Regions from separate parts of the Homo sapiens genome. Here region 2 is linked to region 1. A link is an interaction called in ENCODE POLR2A ChIA-PET data of the cell type or tissue named here. Cell type or tissue: PC-9. All regions are shown on one strand. Links, peaks and the distances in the headings refer to the core of each region. The heading gives the core; the rest is flanking DNA. Region 1 has its middle 6.5 kb from the start of CEBPE. Region 2 overlaps PSMB5 (proteasome 20S subunit beta 5).

The links. Peaks named below come from ENCODE experiments on the same cell type or tissue, not always from the same donor. Only the 100,000 strongest peaks of a DNase experiment are listed, where the experiment ranks them.
Region 2: POLR2A ChIA-PET joins it to region 1 with 5 read pairs; 3 of 35 experiments call an interaction of 5 or more read pairs at or near these places.

The regions. Positions count from the first base shown.
Region 1 is chr14:23,110,567-23,114,950 of GRCh38, forward strand. No RefSeq gene overlaps it. Among named protein-coding and RNA genes, the nearest start is that of CEBPE, 6.5 kb to the right of the region's middle. RefSeq lists enhancers at 3,316-4,034, 4,200-4,384. In PC-9, for the core only: no CTCF peak of the experiment used is centred there; a DNase peak (open chromatin) is centred at 2,375; H3K27ac peaks cover 626 bases.
Region 2 is chr14:23,023,321-23,027,704 of GRCh38, forward strand. It overlaps PSMB5 (proteasome 20S subunit beta 5), which reads right to left. Exons shown (of 3, transcript NM_002797.5): 3 at 2,536-3,055. The coding sequence ends at 2,769. Among named protein-coding and RNA genes, the nearest start is that of PSMB5, 9.4 kb to the right of the region's middle. RefSeq lists an enhancer at 1,797-1,886. In PC-9, for the core only: no CTCF peak of the experiment used is centred there; no DNase peak of the experiment used is centred there.

The DNA of each region.
Region 1 (4,384 bases), core at 76-4,075:
CAGCACGCGCTTGAACCCACTGTGTAATCCTGCTTCTCCAGTGTGTAGTGATGAGAGGAAGAGGGCAAGGAGAAAAGAAGATGATGAGGAGAGAATGGGGATAAGGAGAGAGGATGGAAGGATAAGAGAGGATGAGATTAGACAAAAGAACAGAAGTTAGAGAGGATGGGAGGATAAGAGAGGATGAGATTAGACAAAAGAACAGAAGTTAGAGAGGATGGGAGGATAAGAGAGGATGAGATTAGACAAAAGAACAGAAGTTAGAGAGGATGGGATGAAGAAGAGGAAAAGGGTGCGGTGGTAGGAAATTAGGGATAAGGAGAGAGGATGTTGATGAGGAACTGGGTGGAGATGACAGAAATATCGACTGTGGAGAGAGGCTGGTAGGAGGAGAGCTGTCGTCCAGGTGGGGTCATCATTCATATGGATGCTCCCCCTGGCAGGCTGGCCTCTCAGCTCCCTCACCCTCTGTCTCTAACAATCTCCTCTATTCCTCCTAGTGAGCCTCTCCCAGGGCCATACCCAGAGCCTTATCACCACCAGAAACTGCAGCACCTATGAAATAACGGAATCAAACATCCCACGCTGATAGAATCTCCTTTCCTTATGGTGGTTTGCTCAAGCTGGCACCCAGCAGCTGTTCTATTAAGCTCATGAGGAACCACAGCCCTTCCCATCTTCACATCTCACCTTCTCTGCCTTAGGTTCCAGGCTCACCACTGCAATCCCCTTTTGTTAATGCCTTCAACTCCTCTCCCCTGTCTGTCCTTTCCATCTCATCTCCCTGGTTAAGTCTCAACTCTAGATGGACCTAACATTTGTCTTCTCCGCACTTGCTCTCAAGCACCTAAGGACCACTGGACAAAATCATCCCAGAGGACATGTCACTCTAAAGTGGTCATCGTCAGCTTCAGTTGGGCGCTTTCAAGTCAGAAAGCTCAGCAATGAGCTCCCTCTTCTACCCTCACCAACTAGGATTTTATACTTTCTTTCTTTTTTTTCTTTTTTTTGAGATGGAGTCTCACTCTGTTGCCCAGGCTGGAGTGCAGTGGCTCGGTCTCAGCTCACTGCAAACTCCGCCTCCTGGGTTCCCACCGTTCTCCTGCCTCAGCCTCCTGAGTAGCTGGGACTACAGGTGCCCGCCACCACACCCAGCCAATTTTTTGTATTTCTAGTTGAGACGGGGTTTCACCGTATTAGCCAGGATGGTCTCGATCCCTGACCTTGTGATCCGCCCGCCTCAGCCTCCCAAAGCACTGGGATTACAGACGTGAGCCACTGCGTCCGGCTGGATTTTATACTTTCAAACCTCCAGCCTCCCCTCCTGCTCAGTGACTTTTGGTTATCTCTTCTTTCATGGTGAAAATAAAAGCCATAAGATAGGAACAGCCCCGGCTTGCTACAAACCTATTTGTATTTGATTCTGTTGCCATCTCCTCTGTTTCTTGTTAAAAAAGAGGAGACGTCTTCTTCCCTTGGAAGGCTGGTTCTCCCTCTGATGCTCTGAATCCCATCTAAGGGAGCTTCTGGCCTCAGCCTCTTCAAGCCTCTCTGCCTCTTCCCAGCATCTTGCCCTGCACCCCCAGCCTTCAGTCAGTGAATGAGAAGGACCTGCTTGGGAACCTTTGTGTGTACTTTTCTTTCTGTTGGGAACCCCCACTTTTTGCCAGATGAATTCCTACTCATCATTTAGATATCCGCCGATATGTTATCCCTTCAAAGAAGCCTTTCCCGACCCTCACATTTAAATCAGATACCCATGTTAATATCGGCCATCAGTCACCCCTTTACTTTTGCTAGATGACACTGCCCACAATTTGTTTGTGGTCTTATGTTTGTCACTCTCACTAATCTATAAACCCCCAAAGGGCAGGGACTGTTCTCCTTATGTGTCCCATAGCTTCTATAACAAAGTGCTTGGCTTCAAGTAGGTGTTTAGTATGTATTTTTTGAGTAAATGAATGTGGTGAGAAGGCAGGAGGGAGGTGAGGGATGGAAGCGTGAGGATAGAAGATAGAAGGTGAGTAGATGGAGAGTGAGGAGAGGATGGTAATGAGGACAGTATGCAAAGGTGAGGCTGGGGATGGAGGGGAGAAGGGGTGAGGGGAGGACCAAGGAGAAGGGGTCTTTGCACTGGTGTAATGCTTCCAGACCCTGAGTGGGCTCCCAGGAGCTCTGTTTCTTGGGACCATGCTGCCTGTGAGGTTTGAAGGCAGGGCTGGAGGGAGGAGCTAGGCTTTATCTTAGGGTGCAGCCCTAACCTCAGATGGTGACAGAGCTGCAGCCAGCAGGGGTTTTGCAAACCGTCCCGATTGCAGCAGGCCAGCAGTCTCGCTGGGGACGAGCGGGTGGGGCCTGAGCTTATCTCCTGAGTACAGTCCTAACCTCAGATGGTGACAAAGCGGGAGCTAGAAGGCGTTTTGCAAACCGTCCCGATTGCAGCAAGGTTGGATAGCCTGGCCAGGGGTGACAGTGCTAGGTGTGTGTGTGGTGGTGGTGGTGGGGGGGGCGTGGTGAGCAATAGGGGTTTGGACAGTTTAGGACTCCAGGGTGAAGCTTAGCTCATGGGGCGTAGGGGATGGATCCATTCTATGTGTGGCTTGCCTCTACCTACCCCTAGAACCCTGTTTCTTCTAAAAGGGAAGCAAATCTAAGGGAAAAATCTAGTCTGTCCCTGGACCTAAAATAAATACATAAATAAATAAATAATAAAAGAGAAGCAAGAGGCTACAGCTCTGTGGTGGGTCTTTCCCTATCAAGAAGCCTGCCCCTTCCCAGGCCCTGGGACCTTTCCATTGCTCTCTGAAGTCAGAATTGATGGCCATTTTGATAAAGTTAAGTTGTAGCCATTTTCCTCTGAAAACCCACACCCTCTCCCCTTGGGGAGAATTTCTCATATGCCACTGAGGTTTTCTGAGGCCAGGCCAGGCCTGCTTATGGAAGCAGCTGACAGAGGTCAGCCAGGGGTTCTGTCCAGCTTGGGCCACTCCCATTTTGGAGCAGCTCATGCTGAGTCGGGAGGAGGGGTCTGTCTGCGGGGGGTGGGGGGTGCTGGTGAGGGTGATGGGAAGTGACTGGCCTGTCCGAGAGGAGACGCACAGGCTCTCAGCCAGCCCTGCCTATTGTTGCCTCAGCGTCTCCTGAACAGCCCCCTTCATCCCATAGTCCCCTCACTGGCTTGGAGCACGGCAGGGGGTGGAGGTGAAGAGGCCCCTTTCCACCCACAACCCCAACCGGGATCTTGCAACACTGGGATGGGGGCCCTGGGGGCCCAGGCATGTGGCAATCTGTGTAGAGGGGTGGGGAGGTGTGCACCGAGCAGGGGGGTTGGGGGCAGCTTTCACAAGCCACTGCCTCCGCTGACTGACCTTGGCAGACTCACCTTGGGCAGCTTCCTCCCTCTGCAGTGTCTCCCCACAGTCTGTCTTCTCCTCTGCAGCTTCCCTGTGGCCTAAGATCCTGTCTCTCAGCTCAGGAGTCTCATTCTGCTCCCCAGTTCTGCTCCAGAAAGAAAAGTGGGCCTGAGCTGTGGGCGCTGAAGCAATAGGACTGCATGCGTGTGCTGTTTGGACCTTGATTTGCTGGTTTTCAAACGTTATCGAGTCCCCGGTCCTGGTGCCTTTCCCCAGGCAGGGTTTGGCTAACTGCCCTTCCCTGGGCTCCTTTCTGTCATCTCCTTCCCCAGTGGGGACAACCTTACTGTGGTAAAGGTGCCAGGAGGACCAAGGGGCAGGGAAGCTGAATCCAGGGGCAGAGAGAACCCTGCTCTCCACCTGCCCCGGCTTCTTAGGCACCATCCTCCTTGACAGAGGGAATGAAAATAGTCATTTGCAACCCCTGCAGCCCCATTCTGGAGGGAAGGTGCATCTTTTTCTTACTTATCCTCTCCTTCCTTCTTTCATTCAGCATCTACTCCTGGCTTCCTTTCTCTCGGTCACCTTAGGGCTTTTGCATTTACCCTTCCCTCTGTTCACCCTTACACTCAAAGACATACCTGCCTCCTTCTCAAAATTTTTGAAGTGTCAACTAAAATGTCACTTCCTCAGAGATACCTTTCTCGGCCACCCCAGCTAAAATAGCCTCCCTACCTGTTGGTTTATGTGGTTTCCCCAATGGGCTATTCAAATGGAGTAAGCAGGAGAAGTTAATTAAGGTGCTTTATGAAGATGTGAACCAACAGTATCTGGGGAAAGTTCCTGGAGTGGTGAAGTCCCCTGGGCTAGCCCAGCACGGGGGGCGCCTGAGGGCCAGGAATCCTTTGGGAGGGACTGTGGAGAGCGCCGGTCAGCAGGGGGCTCCCACCACTCTCCTCCTGCCAGTCTCACCCCCACCCCATGAGAGGCTGGTTGATGTAGGGAGGCATCCACCTGGGGACTGTGTAGGG
Region 2 (4,384 bases), core at 76-4,075, 87 kb before region 1:
CTCCCTATTTAATCAGATTAGTCCCATCACCTACCCCGAGGAGCCAGATTTTGGTGTTACTGAGTTATCTGTTGAGGGAAGAGAAGTTGTCAGACATCACTTAAAGAGCCCAGTCCCTTGGACGCCTGGGAACTGCTGAGAGAAATTAATCTTCCAGCTATTTAAGGCGATTTCTTTTCCATCATCCTTTGTCAAGAGGACTGTACTGGGAAATGAATCTGATGGGAGTCCCTGAACTGGTACACTCCACTCAAAAACATCTCTCCAATCCTATGCGGCATCCATCATTCCCACACAAGCGGAGACACACATCGCTGCAAAGCCAATTTCCCCCCAGTAACCATCAGCAAGAAATCACAAATGCACAGGGTGGATACCACTAGCCTACAGACTTGCAGTTTTTCCCTACCTCTGCTCTACTTTCTTCCCAGAAAAACCTACCACAAATCGAGCTCTTCCATTAAATGAGTCTTTTACCCAAGACCCAGGAAGGTAGATCAACAGGGATATGCCAGAACAGAACATGCATTTTCTCTTCTAACATAAGGACTCTGCCAGTGCAGAATAGGTGTTTCCGTTAAACAGCTAAACCACTGCCAAAGCAAAGTGTGAGACAGAAACAGGGCAAAGGGTTGCATTGTTTCACGATCATCTCTTCTCTCCAGAATGAATTTTCTGTTCATGGACCAAAGCTGGGGTCTTATGCTCTCTGGGGTCATGTAAGGAAATTCCAATCTTCAATTCTCTTTCTATCCTTAAGGCTATTTCCCAGGGAAGAGGTGTTCAAATTGTGTTCCTTGAGGTTCCAAGAAGTGCCAGGGACTGTGTATGTGTATGGGGCTAACAAAGGGTGCTGCGGGGAGTGGCTGGATGGGGAAGCTCAATAGTGGAGGCTCTGGACCTCTCAGCTCAATTTCAACCTCTGATTTTTTTTTCAGGCATTGGGATTTCTCCTAAGAGTGCTTTTTTTTTTTTCTTTTTTTTTTTTAAGATCTGCAAACCAATGTCCTAAGTGGGAGGAAGATGACCTACCTGTGCTTCTCACGCAGCTAACCATTTCCCAACAGTCTACGAGAAGGAAGATGTAGCTTGGGTCCTGCCTATTTCTTTCTTTCTTTTTTTTTTTAGATGGAGTTTTGCTTTTGTTGCCCAGGCTGGAGTGCAATGGCACCATCTCGGCTCACTGCAACCTCTGCCTCAGCCTCCCAAGTAGCTGGGATTACAGGTGCCTGCCACCACACCCAGCTAATTTTTCGTATTTTTAGTAGAGACAGGTTTCACCATGTTGGCCAGACTGGTCTCAAACTCCTGGCATCAAGTGATCTGCCTGCCTCCGTCTCCCAAAGTGCTGGTGCTGGGATTACAAGCCTGAGCCACTGTGCCCCGCCCAGCTCCTGCCTATTTCAACCATGTAGTCTGAGTCCACACCAGCAGCTCCCTGACTGCAGGGGCTCCTGAGATACTTTCCTGCAAAAAATTTCCTTAGGCACGAGTCATTTGTTTTCCAAACCCCCTTCTCCGATTTCACTAATTCCCAATTTCCCTGCATTTGACAAATGCAATTAACAAGCCTCGATCAGTTCCTGGCCGACAGCCCTCATCAATCAATACGAAGACTGCACAAGGCTGAGGGGGAAGGGAAGGTAGCTGCAGTACAGGAGAGGAGGGTTTACCCCCTCTTCTTCTGTGAATGACTTCTCCAAACCTCTCAGTCTCAAAACATGACACTGGGTTGTCACCTTCACCAACCACTTTCTGCCTTCTGACTAAATACAAGGTGGTATTGTTTGTGTCCTCCGCTCCCATTTTTTAAAGGTTTCTCCCATCAACCTCCTCTATCCCCTGTCTTCTCTTTAACAGAAGGCCTTGCCATCTGCTGCCACCATAGCTTGGGAACTCCCCCCAGCCCCAACAGTGCTGGGTGTGATAAATCAGCCATCTCTCTGCTCTCAGCAGGGCCTCTTCCCCACCCACACATTCCAGTGACAATTTAGTGCTGCTTCCTGACCAGGAGGCTATAAAATCACCATCACTACCCTCTCCCCTCCACACATATGCACTGGAGGACCAAAAGGACAAGGGTCACCAAGCTTGTGGTTACTACTGCTTTCACAGCCACTTCTTTGTCCTCCCCTTCCCAGGGTCCAAGCCTTCCCTTCCCAGTTGGTTTAAGAGTCAAGATTTACCCTCTTCACCCTTCCGCTCTGCATGTAGCCTCAGCCTCCCTTCCCCCACCACAGGGTGACAGCCTTTTCCGCTGGAGCCCTGCCTGGTACAGCCCTGTGCATCTTTCCACCTCATCAACTTTTCATCTCTTTGTAAACCAAATCGAGAAGTGTCTCCCTCCTCCCTGCCTCTCTCTCCTTCTCCGTTATTAGCTTCATGAGTGGGGACATTAATGTATTCACTAGACAATGTCTTCACACCACTGTTTCCTGTAATTACAGTCACTTCCCTTCCACTGTCCTGGCTTATTTGACTGAAAAGTGCTTGGAGGAGGGACAGTGTGGACAAAAGATGCAACACAGGCTGAGATTGAGTAGTGAGTAGTGTAATGTTAACATCCAAGAAAGTAAAACAAATAGTCACCTCTGCAGCAGCTCATTAATGACTGGTAACACATAGAGGTCAATGTGCCAGAGCTTAAAAAAAAGTACTGATACAATTGAAGGCCCTTCCACTATAAATAGGATGGAGGATGGGTCACTGTGTCCGTATTACCAATGACAGTCACCCCAAGAAACACAAGCAGCTGCATCCACCCTCTTTCAGGGGGTAGAGCCACTATACTTCTCATGTAGATCAGCCACATTGTCACTGGAGACTCGGATCCAGCCATCCTCCCGCACGTGGTAGAGGTTGACTGCACCTCCTGAGTAGGCATCTCTGTAGGTGGCTTGGTAGATGGCTCGACGGGCCAGATCATAGGCCTGCTCCACTTCCAGGTCATAGGAATAGCCCCGATCCATGACCCCATATGCATACACAGAGCCAGAACCTACAGAGAAGGTGGCCCCTGAAATCCGGTTCCCTTCACTGTCCACGTAGTAGAGGCCTGGAAAGGGAGATGAGGTTAGCAGGAAAAAAAAAAAGATCACCCCTTTTGATATCTAATTCATATGCCAAGGCAGTAGTTCTTTTTTTTTGAGATGGAGTTTTGCTCTTGTTGCCCAAGCTAGAGTGCAATGGCGCAATCTCGGCTCACCACAACCTCCGCCTCCTGGGTTAAAGTGATTCTCCTGCCTCAGTTTCCCAGGTAGCTAGGATTACAAGCGCTCGTAACCACGCCCAGCTAATTTTTGTATTTTTAGTAGAGACGGGGTTTCACCATGTTGGTCAGGCTGGTCTTGAACTCCTGACCTCTGGGGATCTGCCCTTCTCGGACTCCCAAAGTGCTGGGATTACAGGCGTGAGCCACCTCGCCCGGCCAGCAGTAGTTCTCTTAAAACCTAGAATAAAATTTAAAAAAATAAAAAAATAGGCCGGGCGCGGTGGCTCATGCCTGTAATCCCAGCACTTTGGGAGGCTGAGGTGGGCAGATCACCTGAGGTCAGGCGTTTGAGACCAGCCTGACCAACATGAAGAAACCCCATCTCTACTAAAAATACAAAATTTGCCAGGCGTGGTGGCACATGCCTATAATCCCAGCTACTCAGGAGGCTGATGCAGGAGAATCACTTGAACCTGGGAGGCAAAGGTTGCGGTAAGCCAAGATCGCGCCATTGCACTCCAGCCTGGGCAACAAGAGTGAAACGCTGTCTCAAAATAATATAATAAATAGGCCAGGCGCGGTGGCTAACGCCTGTAATCCCAGCACTTTGGGAGGCCGAGGCGGGTGGATCACGAGGTCAGGAGATCGAGATCATCCTGGCTAACACGGTGAAACCCCGTCTCTACTAAAAAACAAAAAATTAGCCAGGTGTGGTTGCGGTCGCCTGCAGTCCCAGCTACTCAGGAGGCTGAGGCAGGAGAATGGCGTAAACCCGGGAGGCGGAGCTTGCGGTGAGCCGAGATCGCGCCACTGCACTCCAGCCTGGGAGACAGAGCAAGACTTTGTCTCAAAAAAAAAAAAAATAATAATAATAATAATAAATAAATAAAATAATATATATATATATAAAAGAGAAACCCAGGGAAGCCAACATAAATACAAGATAGGACTTCTATAAAATTATTATTATTTTTTTAAAAGCTAGCTGAGTGTGGTGGTGCATGTCTGTGGGAGGTTGAAACAGGAGGATTGTTTGAGCTCAGGACTTGCAGGCTGCAGTAAGCTATAATCACACCACCACACTCCAGCTTGGGCAACAGACTGAGATGCTGTCTTCAGGAAAAAAAAAAAACCTGAAGGAATAAAATTTAATATTAAGACTCCAGGATTCTA